Linked DNA regions of Mus musculus: region 2 is linked to region 1. The links are chromatin loops, found by intact Hi-C in ENCODE. Cell type or tissue: left cerebral cortex. All regions are shown on one strand.

What was found. A loop is a pair of places that touch in the nucleus more often than their neighbours do. Peaks named below come from ENCODE experiments on the same cell type or tissue, not always from the same donor. Only the 100,000 strongest peaks of a DNase experiment are listed, where the experiment ranks them.
Region 2: a loop joins it to region 1, with 2.4 times the contacts of the local background. A loop is called at or near these places in 2 of 42 quality-filtered maps.

The regions. Positions count from the first base shown.
Region 1 is chr13:89,320,809-89,328,808 of GRCm38, reverse strand. Edil3 (EGF-like repeats and discoidin I-like domains 3) reads right to left here. Exons shown (of 11, transcript NM_001037987.3): 11 at 5,584-8,000. Among named protein-coding and RNA genes, the nearest start is that of Gm34699, 210 kb to the left of the region's middle. In left cerebral cortex, no CTCF peak of the experiment used is centred here; DNase peaks (open chromatin) are centred at 1,475, 3,959 and 4,388; H3K27ac peaks cover 660 bases.
Region 2 is chr13:89,194,885-89,202,884 of GRCm38, reverse strand. All of the region lies in intron 9 of Edil3 (EGF-like repeats and discoidin I-like domains 3), which reads right to left. Among named protein-coding and RNA genes, the nearest start is that of Gm46433, 330 kb to the right of the region's middle. In left cerebral cortex, a CTCF peak has its summit at 3,559; a DNase peak (open chromatin) is centred at 3,408.

The DNA of each region.
Region 1 (8,000 bases):
TTAAACCAGCAAAAGCCATAACTATACTCTAAATACCTGTCCTTATACCCACAGATAACTATAGTCCTCATCCCTCCCTCATCAAAAACATTTCTTGTTGCAACAGACAAAGTTCCTCAACTGAGGATGTGAATGTGTTACAAAAATCCCATTGGACAGGAAAAGCAATGTGCTAAAAATTGTGTTTAACATACATAATCCATGCAATATCTTAGAAGTGCTCAGAACATTATGCCAGCATACAGTGAGGTAGCAACATCCACATATCCCAGTTTAATAATGATATGTGATTTACTTTATTGTGGAGGTTAGGTTTGATTTTTCCTCCAAATCCTATGGCACCCAGAAATAAGACTCAGATTCAAAATATATTTATAAATACCTTGACTACATAGATAGACTCTCCTTTGACTAGATCATAAGTGAAAATAACCCACTTATTCTAATCTACATTATGCCACATGGCTGGTTACCTGTGCTCAGGTATCATGAGTTCCTCTTGTTATATCTTCCAGGGACCAACTCTTGCCTGGAACTCTCCCAGAATCCTTTCTGCCTCCTGGATATCCCACCTCCTATTCTACCCTTTACCATATGTCATAGGCTTTTTAATTATCAGGTGATGCATCCATGCAATACATAAGATATTCTCTCTACCCTCTATGTAATTTTTTTAATGTCTGTATTCAGAGAACAGTAGAAGTTACTAGATATTGGAAAGAATAGTTGTTTCCGTTCATGGTTGCATGACTGAGACTGTAGCTCCTTGCTACAACCCATATTGCAAGAAAGTTTCAAAGCATGTAAATATTCAGGGAAAGACCAAATTAAAAATCTAAAATAAAATTTTATTGCAAGCTTTTTGCTTCCAGAAATTGAAACATTGTAAATTAAACTACACTGAACTTTAGTTTGTTGGTGTCAACACTTTTCCTGGTGCCCTCAGTATTTCATTGTTTCTACATAGAGATTATCAAATGATCGTGCTTTTGATTGTTGCCTTGACATATTGGGTATGTTACTTACCATGTGAAAAAGTATGCTGTCAAATATATCTCAATAGTTTGTTGAAAAAATCAGTCAGTTTTGAATTAAAGTATAATCATCTAGTGATCAATTTTTAACCATTGGTTGATTATTTTAAAACCACATCATTAAGTATTGAGGATTCATGAAAATATATAGGGCTATATAAGACAATGTAAAATAAACAATTCAGAACTGCTTAGCTACTGGTGGTTTACTATTATGTCCATTCTAGTTTGCAATGCAATACATTTTTAATGTACATTGAGTTAAAACAAGAACATAAGGGGTAGCCGTGAGATCACTGTGGATATCAAAGTCCTACAATTTGGTCAAAATCTAGTTTCTTTGACTTCTGTTTCTTCTCCTCAAAGGAGAGCATATATTAATCTACTCTTCTTAGACTCGGCATGAGTAGTGCATGTGGTACCTATGAGTCATTCTTTAGGCTTGATTTCTTTCAGTGTTCCCTCCTTTAGTGTGTCTTCTCTACTCTGTTGCATTGACTGGCACAGTTTCTTATGTTGTTATAGAACATATCCATTTTGTCTCCTTTCTTTTACACACAGAGCTTCATTCTATAAGCTAAGAGCCTGAAATCAGATTTTTCATCTCTATACTTTCAAAGACACATATATTGGCTGGTACAATATAAGTGCTTCCATTATACTGAATTAATAATAAACAACACCACAAACAAAACATCAGCTGAATGCACTTAACCTTATCTGAAGACTAATCCCACTGTTTAAGAGTTATCTTACATGTGAAATATATAACAGAAAACCCATCAGGAATATATCAGAGAAAAGATAAGTACAATTTAGTATCTCACAAGATATGAATTATAGCATAATGCAATAATGCAAAGGTATAAATATATGGTATTAAATTTGAGAAGAAGCACACTCATGATTCTACAGATTGAGTTTCTAGAATACATGGAAAGTTAGAATGAGGGTGTGGAGGAGATTATATTATTAATTTTTAAACTGGGAGCAACTATATAAAGTCTAGTCTAAAATTCTTTAATATTTATTAAAATAAACAGACAATCCACTATCTTTATTATGTTACAACCCAAGTTGAAGGTCTAACGTTATTAACCTTAACGCATGTCCCACAAAGCTACCTTCAGGTGACATTTGACTCTGATGCTCCATAACAAAATCTAGAAAAAACTGAACAAGGGAAGAGTCAGTGTCCCAACAGTATTTTATAGAAGAGCAGAATAAAGAGCTTTGCCTTCCAGGTAGAAGGAATTCACACAATTCTCTGTTTATTGTGTTTTCTTTTCCTCTTAGAAATCTTTTCACATTTCTAGCACCAAACTATTCTCCATTTCAAGCCATAAGCAACTTCTCATTGATGGGATCCATCCAATTCATCCGGGAAAGCCATGCTGGCTACTAATCATTCAAAAACCCCGTGACCAACAAACACCAACTCTACAGGGCAGCACTGTGGTACTGCTGAAATGGTTCTGAATGTTTATGATTGTGTCCTAGGGTTTTCAAAATAAGCTGTATTGTGATTATTGTGTCAAGAACAAATATACAGTCAAAGCTATAGTTGATAAACAAAATAGTTATAAATATCATTTCCTTTTCCCACCCCTCTATTTCTTTTATGTCCTGGAATATAATTTTTAAAAATTTTCAGCTCACTCATTTACTTGTGTTAACTATTTGAATTATTATTTTACTATTATTTAAATATGTACTTGGAGTCTCAGGTCCCATAACCCAAGCATCAGATCAGCATATTCATACCATTCAATAGGCATCTTTGGGAATGTTTCTGATGTATGTTAAGTAAAGAAGTATTTACTTAACATATATAAACGATAAAGCTCCAAAGCCCAGAAAGCAAGCACAGTTATTGCTGCCTTTGTGCTTTGCTACCTTTAATGCCTTTGCTTAGTTTCATGACTCCTCTCCTCAGGCCTAGGAAGAACATACTTTGATCTTTAAACACACAGGCAATCTAGTTGGTCAGATTCACTGGTCTGTAGACCTTTCTTGCTGAAAGGAGACAATTCTACGTTTTATTTGGTTTATCCTTTGAATGCTTCCTATATGACAAAGAGTGGAAAACTATTGGCAGGATAGAAGTACAGCGGGTTTGAAAATTGGATAGAAATATATAGTAGTAGAAGGTGGGGAAACTGAGGGTAGACACTAGAAAGTATCCAGACACAAGATTCCAGAGAATCGAGAGGATCCCTGGATTCAACGGGGATGACTTTAGCTGAAATACCCAACAAAGGAGAGATAGAGCCTGCAGAAACCACCTCCAGTACATAGGCATAGCCCCCAGTTGAGGGATGAGGCCATCTACCCATGTTAAAATTGTTAACCCAGAAATGTTCATGTCCAAAGGAAATACAGGGAAAAAAATCCAAAAACCAAACAAACAAAAAACAAATAAACAAACAACAACAACAAAATGGAACAGATACAGCCCCACCTAGGGACCTATCCCATTTGTAAACACTAAACTGATACCAAGAAGCACTTGCTGACTGAAGCCTGTAATGGCTGTTCCCTGAGAGGTTCTACCTGACCAATACAGATGCAGATACTCACAGCCAACCATCATCCTGGGCCCAGGGACACTAATGGAAGATCTATAGGAAGGACTAAAGGAGCTGAAGGGGATTGCAGCCACATAGGAAGAAGAATATCAATTAATGGGACCAGCTAGAGTTCCCAGAGACTAAACTAAACCATCAACCAAACAGCAAACATGGAGAGCTCCAGGGATCCAGATACATATGTAGAAGAGGATGGTGTTATCTGGCATCAATGAGGTCCTTGATCCTGTAGAGGCTATAGGCCCCAGTGTAGGGAGATGCTGGAGCAGTGAGGCAGGAGTGATGGAGTGCGTGGAGGAGCACCCTCAAAGAGGCAAAGGAGAGGGAGGCAGAAGGGGGTTGTGATGGAGGGTTTGTGGAGGAGTAATTGGGAAGGAGAATATCATTTGAAATTTAAATGATTAAAATGATTATTTAAAAAAAGAAATGCATAGATCTAGGTACTCTGTTGGTCAGTGTGATTTTTACTTTATCATCCCTGTTCTTATCAGACCTACACAATCAATGACATCTATCTTCCTGTTGATGTCAACCTCTGTGTTTATGTGACTCTCATATCCTCTCTGGCCATGGGGAGCACATTGTTTGAATGTACCACTGGTCTCACTGCTGCTACTCCCATGCAGATGGCAGTGGGCTGAGCTTACCTTGCAATTCATCAGCGTTACTAACATACTGATATGTAGGCAGAGGAAGGGTGTCATGGGGGCTTATATAAATATGAAAGAATATGACTCATATCTTTAAGAACAAAATTATATCAGAGGCAATCACCATATGCCATGCTTAACAGTGAGATGTGCTAACCATTTGCTGGTGTGACTACACCATCTTTCTATAGAAATTGTGGTTTCAAATGACTCATTCGACTTCTGCAAGTCATGAAAAAACATAAATGAGGTGCCTTTTCCAAGAGTGTTCTCTCTTTTCTGCTACCAAATTCAACTAATAGAAATAACTCTTTGAGGGAGTATGACTTGCTTACTGTGGAAAGTACTTTCTTGGCAGCAATGGTGAACTGCCCAGTATGAATTATAGGTAGCTACTAGAAGAGCATCAAAGAATCTTATTTTCTCCTTCAAAATCAATAGAGAAATTGCCACTTACTCTAGGCATTCCGACTTTGTAAAGACAGATGTGGCAGTGCATTTTGTTTTAGAATAGTTGAGATGTTTTTCCACTGGCAAAATGTTCCAATTCTTCTCTTTCCCTCTTTCAGTAAAACTCCCTTTGCTTCTCAAAAGCAATATTGCCACACACACACACACACACACACACACACACACACACACACACACACACCTATAAATTGCCTAGTTCATTAACTTTTTAAAAACTAACATTGGTAGAAGAGAAAGCCTTATATTTGGGGCACTAATAGTTTTACTTCTTTTTTTTTTAAAGATTTATTTATTTATGTGAATACACTGTAGCTGTCTTCAAACACACCAGAAGAGGGCATCAGATCTTATTATAGATGGTTGTGAGCTACCATGTGGTTGCTGAGAATTGAACTCAGGACCTCTGGAAGAGCAGTCAATGATCTTAACCACTGAGCCATCTCTCCAGCCCCTCTTTACTTGAACTTTGAAAAAAATTATTTACTTAGAGTCATGCATTCAAAACTCAAAACTGAAATTGTAGGTATTACTTTTTAGGTTGTACTGATGGATCCTATTATTTATCATAGTTTTAACAGGTTTCCTACTGGTCAGCCTTTTCTCCTTGGAATGCTAAGAATTTATTTTCTTTTTGCATCTTGAATCAGCTGCTCTCCTCCTAGTTGAAGGTTCTCCTCTAAGTAATCCGCTATTATAATAAAATTTACCCCATAGAGTTGTTTTCATAGCTCACCTGCAAGCATATTGAGACTGTTCCAGTAATTGTTTTTACTTAATAAAATGCATTTAAGTATGCTTGTGTATGTAGAAATAAGGAAAAAAAAATGGAACTCCACTGATGCATTCATATTAAAATTTACTTTGATAGGAACATGTTGGTATACAAAACCATGAAACTTGATCTACCAGAGATCTGCTTGAAGAAAACAACTTTTAATATCTTTAGTTTTACTCTAAATTTTTAATCCTAAGAAAATATTGAAGTGTTAGAGTTACACATCCCCTTTTTACTCGTGGCTTCTACAGAACCAGAAAAGACTGTTCTTAAAGAAGCCACATGTTCAGACTTTCATTAAGCAATAGCTGGAGTTAGAGGCTAATATGTATTATTCATGTCACATTGTAGCTTATTACCAACCAGCTTCCTTCAATATACTCCTGAGCATGATAAATTTGAAAGAACAATAGAAGCAATAGAAATGTTGTATGAATAATAATAGATTTATCAGTCTTATAGTATACTACTCTAAATATATATTTGGAGAAAACAATTGGATTATTAATATTTTGCAAAATCTCTGCAAATAAAAAGGTATGGATAAATTTATACATTTTTATAATCTTGGCAAAACCACTTTTGCAGTCTTATATTTTAAAATAATTATACAATTATAATCTCTTTTTCTTTGTGCATTTAGTTAATCTATATAAATACAAATTAAGCTAATCATATGTTGAAGGTTAAGGGCAGCCACAGACAATTTGTACATTCTTACACAGATGTTTAAAACACAACTTCAAAAGTAGCACAGTTTTTCAAAAGTTTATTTTAAGTTTGAAGACTAGACAGGATCATACTGAGTTTACAACATCCTACATGATTTAAGTATATCTACAAAAAAAAAAACAACAACATTGGAATATTACACAGCTTGAAAGTTTGCAAAAGTTATGTGTATCTTAGTTATTTCTGTCCTTACAGACACACCAGACTACAACATTCAATGTTATATTTCATAATTTGATGTCTAGCAAAGATATAGTCATTAATGCCTGGTCTTCAAGATCCATTCTTATCTTTCTGAAGACATTCACAGAGAGAAAGTCAACCCTAAAGTTGGAATTAGTGTCTGTGACAAATGATTAGAATAAAATACATGAAATTGATATTTTTAAAGCTAATTAATTCATAATCTTCTATACAATGAAATTATCTCATAATAATTATGTAGTATAGTGAAGAGTAGGGAATTCCAGGTTGTGTGTTTGTAAAATTTTACTTGCAAATAAAACTAAATGAAAATTCCATGTTTCGACTTGAAGCCACTGATACAAGCTACTCCCTAATACATGTCATTAATTTTTGTGCAAGCACCCTTGTGGACAAACGCATATCCATTGCGTAAGCTATGCTGTAGGTAGCGCATGAAGCTGAGAGGAAGAGGACAAGCAAGAGAAAGCCTCTCACCAGCCTTGTAAATAGTAGCAGATACCATTACTAACAACTCCTTTGGAGAACAAATTTTAAACATGTACCAGCAGTGCCACATGAAATCAAGAACAGTTTTGAAAAGTATTTCAGCACAGCGTATTATTCATAATTTCTGGAATTTTATATTAAGGATAAAGAATCTGCAAGGAAAAACAGCTACAAATTCAGTAGTATGGTTATCACTGATAGAAACAAGGACCATGGCAAGACAGAAAATGTACCTTTAGGGCATAAGTGATTCTATGTATAACTATTTTAATTAAAAATACTATTTTAAATATTCTATATTAATAATTTAAAACATTTTCTAGGACAATAATATTGAGGGCATATCAGTTTTCTTTTGGGAAAATGTTAAAAATTATTCAGCATTTTATATGCTGAAAATCAACAGATTTTTAACAAATCTGTTGCAGTAAGCAGGTGGGCAAGGAGAAACATTTGGCCTGACAGTTACCATAGAACAATGAATTTGCTGTCATTTAAAACAGTAATGTGATTGACTTTCACTTTCAATTCTTCACTGTGATTGAAGACTGCTTCATATTTACATCATTGAGAGATGCTGTGAACACGTGAACAGACAGGACATAACAGTAGTGGCTTTGCTTATACAGCACACATATTAAAGACAAAAATAAAATAAAATATAGCAGTGTTGTGTAGTTCTTTAGCATTTCATCCACATCCACCCTTTCCTTTCCTGGATCTTCAATTTAAAACTCCAATAATTCTGTGTCAAAGCCTTATAAAATAAATATGTGTTAAGCTTATAAATTAGGTATGTAGGACATTTATGGAGGCAGTGTGAGCTTTAATTTGAGACATATGTCAATGATGCCTCCATTATCAATAACAAACTGTTATGATAATTGCTTAGTTTTTCTAAGACCTTTGAAGCAAAAGAAATAAAAATCAATTTTCATCCTGAAGATGTTTTATGACTTTGTCATTTGTAAATACGTCGCTTCTCACAAATAATTTTACAATGTGCTTTCTTCAGAAACTACCACTGGTTTTAAACAGCATTGGAATTTTCATTTCA
Region 2 (8,000 bases), 130 kb after region 1:
GTATGGAAGTGTAAGCTGAATAAACCATTTCCTCCCCAACTTGCTTCTTGGTCATGATGTTTGTGCAGGAATAGAAACCCTGATTAAGACAAATTGGTTCCAGCATAGTTGGGTATTCCTTGACAACCTGACCATGTTTGGGGAGGACTGTAGAAGGAGTTTGGAACTTTGGGCTAGAAGATCCATTCCGTGTTAAGAGCTCTGTCAGATGTTGTGTAAGAGCTTGGAAGATAATGTTGAGAACAGTGCAGAAGATGGAGGCCTGGCTTGTGAAATTTCAGAGGGAAGATTAAAGCCTCTTTTCAAGGCCATTGCTATTTTGATTGTGAAGATTCTGTGGTTTGTTTAGCTGGGGCTGAAGAATCAGCTGTGATTAACAAGATACCAGAAGTACTAAAGTGAAACCTTAGCATTACTGGGACTATTGATGCTGGTTAGCTGGAGCTAAGAAATTAGCTGTGATTAAGAAGAGACCAGCATCATTGAGGTGACATCTTCTGGGAAGTGTTTTCTGAAAGCACAAAGAGGCTGTGTTCCAGATAGGCAAAGTTGTACCTCATGCTGCAGCAGGACTTGGTAATGTGTTAAGAGTCACCCAGATGGTACTGCTTTTGAAGGCATGAAGGTCATGAAGAACAGCTGTGACTTGGCACTGTGAGAGGCCATGGAAGGCCATTGGTGAAGGTGTAGCCTCAGTTGCAATTGGTGACCCAAGACTGAAGGGGTCATACAGTGTTTTGGAGATGCCAGGACAACGAAAGACCACCAAGAACAGGAGCAGCAGTAGAGTAAGGGTATCTGGAGCCTAGAGGAAAAGCTGTGTGCTACAAAGGACAGGGCTGGAGAAGTGACCCAAGCCTTGGAGGAGCCCAGAAGATCGTGAGTTGGATCCCAGACATTGGACAGTTGGAGTTTAATTTTTGCTTTTGATTGTGACTGTGCCCTGATATTTTTCCCTCTTGAAGGAAGAAAATATTTCAGTGGAGCCCACAGTTAAGAGACTTTGAATTTTAAAAGACATTGGATATTTTAAAGGGATTGAACTTTTAATATGTAAAGACTGTGGGACTTTTAAAGTTATTTAGATCTTGGGGATGAATAAGAATGTGAGGGTTGAGGCTTACTAGTGATGTGTTTGTGTGTCAAGTTGACAAGGGGTCAATTGTACTGGCTGATTTTGTGTGTCAACTTGACACAGGCTGGAGTTATCTCAGAGAAAGGAGCTTCAGTTGCGAAATGCCTCCAGGAGATCCAGCTGCAAGGCATTTTCTCAATTAGTGATAAAGCGGGTAGATCCCCCATCTCTGGGCTGGTAGTCTTGGTTCTATAAGAGAGCAGTCTGAGCAAGCCAGTAAAGAACATCCCTCCATGGCTTCTGCATCAGCTCCTGTTTTCTGACCTGCTTGAGTTCCAGTCCTGACTTCCTTGGTGATGAACAGCAGTATGGAAGTGTAAGCTGAATAAACCCTTTCCTCCCCAACTTGCTTCTTGGTCATGATGTTTGTGCAGGAATAGAAACCCTGACTAAGGCAAGTAGTTTTGAAGGGAGTGAGAATATAGCAACCTAGGCCACGTACAGTGGTGTACCACTGTGAATGGCAGTGGGGTTTCCATAGCTTCATGTAGAATGTTTATTAGTGTAATTGTATTAAATTGTCCTATGGCGTAAGAAATGGGTATTTACTGTATTTCATAGATAAACTTTTGGTAAGGGGAAAATATAAAGATTTGACTTCATGTCATAAAAGATATGAGCTATTTAAAAATATGAGCCCACTAGGCCTAAAAGAAAACACACCTACACACATCTTTGAGAATTTTAAATGTCATCAAATAAAAAATTTTACAAACTATAGACACAAGGGGTTCAGAATCTTTAACACAGTGGTGTTCCTAGCAACTTCAATCAATTCCTGAGATGAAAAATATTTTACTGAAGTCTTCCCTATATTGAAAGAAACTGCCTATAGAATTTAACACACATTGATGTGTGCACATAAGGTTCCAGTTGGTACAGCTAGCCAGAATTTTAAAAAATCACTTCCTTCATCTTCCTCGGATAATAATGGAGATTAATAATATAGATGTGTAGGTCAATTTAATAATATTTGCTTGAATGTTAACAAAAGATCAATTTTCTACACCTAAAATCACTATGTATTAGCTAACCATCATCCATCTGTCAACATCCTAGCTTTTTTTTTTTAATTTGCTATTACAAGAGGAAGAAATATAAGATTGCTAGATTCAGCAAAATAAAATATTAGACTCCTAGTTTGAATTTTGTATAAATCAGAATGTTTTTCTGAATATTTCCCAACAATATTTTTGGAGAAGATTATTCTCAAACATATTCATCATTTATTTGAAATTCATATTCAGCTGTTTCCTGTATTTTTATGTTAACCTTAGAAGACAGAAGTTGCCATGAATAGTATCATTAGGTGCTAAATCATTCATAACAGTAGCTAACAATTTCACAGTAGTCATCTCCTCTGAACTTTATACACATTAAGTCACTTAATCTTAAACATATGATGTTAGAAGACACAAGATAGTAGTTACTAGCAGAAAAGTCATATGGGCCCAGAGGGTTTGCAGTGGAGTTTAATGCTCTAACCATTATGGTGTGCTCTTATAAAATACATCAATTCATTAAAAATTGTTCCATAAATTGAACACAAATTAGCAGTTTAAAACAGTCTTATTTAACAAATTTTCAGTGTAAAAATATGTACTTCATCCTAGGCCTTCTTAATTTTTGGCAATACTCATGACCATTGTGTAGACTGTTTGTCATTGTGAATGTTCAGCAGTATGTCTATGTCTGTGTGTACATATATTAAAGGTCTGTTTAAAATGTTATGTAGATTCCATCACAGGCATGCCAGTGAAAACCACAACTACAACTGCCAATACAGATCCACTTTCTTATTGATTTTATTGGACTCTAAATGTATATCTTTTGTAGACTTTATTTAGTCTAGTGCGAGGAATAATTAAAGTTTTGTTGTCAAATTCTTTCACTGAATAAATGTCAAATCAACATAAGCCTGAACTTTTAATATCCAAGTAGTTTTTAATTAAGTATATGGAAAGCTCATTAAAATAATTCCCTTGGAATAATTGATTTTTTCAAGCTTCATCTTTCATAAAGAATCTAAGTATATTTGTCACCAAACTCACTTTTCTATGTGCAACCCCTATCACATGAGCATCTCAGAGAATGGAGTTAAGAATGTTTCATTCAGCTAGAAGACTCAGATGAAGGCAGCCTTTAACCACACTTTGAGAAAATGCCTTTGACACCCAGGATGTTAGAAGATACAAGCAGCTGTTGGTATACGTTCCTCCACTGAGAGCTTTGAGCTGTCTTATTTTTAGAAACGTCTCTGTATCCCATTAGAGAGTACAAGGCAGCTGTAGAAACATATGCATATATATTTAGTGTTGCATTCTAAAGTACTTTTAGTTCCATTATCTTGCATTGCAGCTCCTCCCACATCACCAGACATATGTCTAACAGAACAGATGCCCCTTGTGGTACTCATGAAGGGGCATCAAATATGGTATCCTTGGAGATTAAAACTCTAAGGTGTTTCTCACAAGAAATGAAGACTGAAGCCCCAGTAGGTGGTTAAAAGAAGGGGAAAAGGTGACTTAAATTTTAAGAAAAGTTTACTGTGAAAGATTGAAATGCTCACCATGTGGAAAGGAAAGAAACCTAATTTACTTATTCATTTCCTAGCAACACTTGTTTTTGCGAATTATGTTGTATAAACACTAGGGATAGAAGCCATTTAAGACAGATGCAAACTTGAATACAATTACTACAAGATTCTAATGTGTGTTACATTTTTAAAACACAGAACTAGTTATTAATCATGGTTCTAGCTAAAAGCTTGCTGGTTTCTCTCTTCATAATGCTGAAATTCCTTGCATGGGTATGTTTATGTAGCATAAAATATAACCAAATGAGTATGAGAATTGGTTTTACTGAGTGAAGTTCAAAAAAAATACACACTCTTGTTTTGTCTAAATGTTTCTGATTAGGGAAAAAAAAACACAACAAGCAATAAATGAAAAGGAACATGCAAAACCATAAATCTGTTATTCAACAAACCTGTGGTCAAAATGCTAAGTATGAGAAAGCCAGTAAGAAATAAAGGACATTTTTATGTTAGAGTTCATGTTACAGAGCATGGGAGATGTGTTTCAAAATGAGTACTGCTTAAGTTTGGCGTCCTATTTTAATGTAAATTGGTGAGTATCCAAATATATAGTCTCTTTTAGTAAAAGGTAAATACAGATTTGTAGTATTTATAGGATAAACTTCAACTTATATAAACAGCACAGCAATGATTCACTCAATTTAAGGGACAGGAAAATGGTTGTAAAGGAAATTATTCAATTTTAACAAAAGACAAAAACTTTAACTAGTGGAGTGAAAAATATTGTGTATTTAAACATCTCTAGCTATGCCCTCTGGATCACTGGAAATTTTGTTCAACTAGCCAGGTGTCCTATATTACTTTCCTTGACTAGAATGGTCAGTGAATATGACCCATTAAAATTAAGATGGCATCAGCTAGTCTTAAGTCACATCTGGGTTAACTCTAGTGCATGAAGATGAGATAAAATCAATGCATAGAATTCATTTGGAAAACTTAAAAACAAATATAAGCAAAGAGGTGACAAATCATTTTATATATTGTCTGCAATGGAATGGAAGAATATTGCAAATGAAAAAAAGGGAAATTGTAAATATATTATTAATTAGAAAATGCAGTAATATTAGATTCTATTCAATATAAATAGGTTTAAAAATTATAATAATTAGAAACAAAAATTAGAATTTGAAAAAAGTTTTCTTATCTTCAGGATTAAGTCATATAATCTTTCTATGTTGTTTTACATACAAAGCCATATTATTTCATAAAATGTTTATCCATATCCTTATTCTTAGAAGAATATATAAATGTGTAAATATATAACTCATTAATGCATGTTCACATACATAAGTACAATATACATATTTGGAGACAACTCTGACCATATGTGTTTGGCTGAATTAAGCTTGCGAAGGTGTGGGCTAGGATACTGCACTGTAAATAATCCACAAAACAAGCAACTCAGAAGAGATATAAAAGCAGCCATGTCTCCCCACCCACAATATTTTTTATAAATAAATGTATTTTATCTTGATACTAACTAGTGACTAAATTATTGACAACTAAACCAAACACACAAACATGTATAATAACAGATATCAGCAAAACAGAATTACCTAAACATTATAGCATCATTGACTTGAAATAAAAATTATGAAGGTGTCTTGGATAAACCAAATCAGCTAACCATGTGGATTTAACCATGGCCAAGTTTCCTGGACTAAGAACACATATCTAGAATGTGAAATGTGTAATAATTACATATTTCTGAATTGTGAGAATATAATTATTCCTCCTAGTTATTATTTATTCTATTTTAAAGCAAAACTAGTTTGCAAATGTTCAGTCTCAAATGTTTACTAATATTATAACTGCATACAATTTTAATCATGGAGAACAATAAATTAAGTGAATAAATGAGATCAAGAGAGATACTAAAAGCTGTCAATCACAACGAATGGCTGGGACTCAGCTGGTTAGAACTGGTCAAGGGTATTATGCCCTGAGAAAGGCAGTCATTTCATTCATTAGACACTCTAGTAAACGCTGTGGTAAATATCACTGAATGTACTGTCCAATATGTGTTGTATCCTCTTTGCATTGAAGATTGGCTGCTAAATCTTCAGCAAACTTCTCTGACTCCATAACCTTACTACAAAACCTAAAACCAAAAACTAAAACAAAGGGCTGCTTTACAGGCAAATAGGATCTCCAATTAACATTGACTCAATTTTTCTTATGAATCCTTATAAAGTCTCATTTGATTTTAAATATTAATCTCAAAGTCTAGTTTTTACTCACAGGACTGCTTTACAACTCATTGTTTAAACAAGAGTATTTATTATTTTATAAGTAGAAACATAATTAAGGTTTACTTATATACACATACACACTGAAAGACAAATTGCATTTAATGTCCATGACTTAAGAATATGAATGGGTCTGCTAAACTCACATCTAATGTATCAAGTCCTGCTATTCAGCTTTTCAGTGTTTTAAATACCACTTATTAACAAATGCTTCTAAATACCTTCATTTTTTTCTTCATGGCTTTTTAAACATTGAATCTAAAATCCTATGTAATATTTTAATGTAAATACCTCTTAAACTATGCTTTACTTATTTCTATTATTTTTTTACTGGAATAGTGGTGAATTCTTTGACAGAGTTGGTCATAAACATTTTTTTAAAGATTCTTTATATTTTAAATAAATCAAGGTCATTTTTTGATTCCTTGTATTTACTTCAAATACACAAGTGTTATAAATCATGATATTTGTTTAACATCTCTGTCCATAATAATAGCTTTTTCCTTTTGATTCTCCTTCTGGGTGCTTTTATTATATGGTTGCTATGTACATAATAGTGGTAGTGTGCACTGAAAATCAGAATACCGCCTCACTGACTATTCCTGAGAGTCCAGTGCTTAGTTAATCCTTGAAAACATTTCCTTCACTTCTTTTCCAACCAATAGTTGAGAGACGTAGGCAAGGCAGATATGAATTCTATGGCCATGACATATGTTTACCGTCAGAAATAGTCTAAATTAAATAAGACTTATTTGATTAAGCTTAACTTTAATTTCTCTTTCCCATATCCAACAAATTAATATTAAAATGAATCTCTCTAGGGTAAGATGCTGCTTAGCATAGGTCAACACTAAAACATACAACCTGACCATTCTATTAATTTTACTTATTTGATTGAAATAATATGACTACCTTGAATTAATAAATGCATGATAATAATACATTAATATAATAGACCAAAAGAGCCATTTATTTTCTTTGCTATAGCATTTTTTGCTGTTAATACATTATACTGTATTGACACTTATTAATTTTGGTAAATGTATTTTGATACTGAATATGTTTTCTACAGTCATCACCAATAAGGTAATAAATACTTATATAGTCCACTCACTGTCAACAGCTTATGATACATTATTCTAAAATATATTATTTTCAGTCAATACAAATCAATTCCATTCTTTTCCCTCAGATTTCTGAATCATATCAAAATGAATTAAGTTTTATAATTTACTCGATTATGGCAAGGAGTGCTTTCATTTCTGATTGATTAAATATTAAATATTTTCTCTTTTTGTTGAATCTGTTGGGCAGCTAACATCATAAATGTTAGAGAAATTTACTGAGCTGTTGAAGGTTAATGATGAGGCAATTAAAACACATAGCTGTTCAACAATAGAGTTTCAGTAAGGAAGATCCAAAATTAGCATAATATGCATTTTAAATTATTAATATCTATTATTAAAAATTTTAGGTAAAATGCTGAAAAATCTCTTAAGTAAATACACTGTTTTATTTACTTATTTTAAAATTTATTCATTTTTATGAATACCAATCTATGATATTAATTAACACTATTTGCAGTTTGTTACTTGTTTAAATGTATTTTGCCTTGCATTTCAACGTTTATCTTGAGATTCTACATTGGAGAAACACAAACATGCACAGACACACAAACACATACATACATACATACACATACAAAGACATGCACACCAGTCATACACACACACCACACAGACACACACATAGACACCCCACCCCCAAACGCACACTATTTATTTTTCTGTTGCTGTGTTAAACCATTTTAACTAAAAGCAACCTGGGGAAGAAAGGATTTATTTGGATTATTTCCAAGTCTGGCATGGCCTTGGTAGGAACAGAATGACATGGTTCCTGCCCTCAGGCAGGGGCAACAGTTGTTGGTTTCCATGAGAGTGTCATGACTTCTGTGGGTTTAAGGGTTGTTTGTATAATAATGTACATATTTTATGTTTCTCCTTCAAGGAGTGTCCTCCCT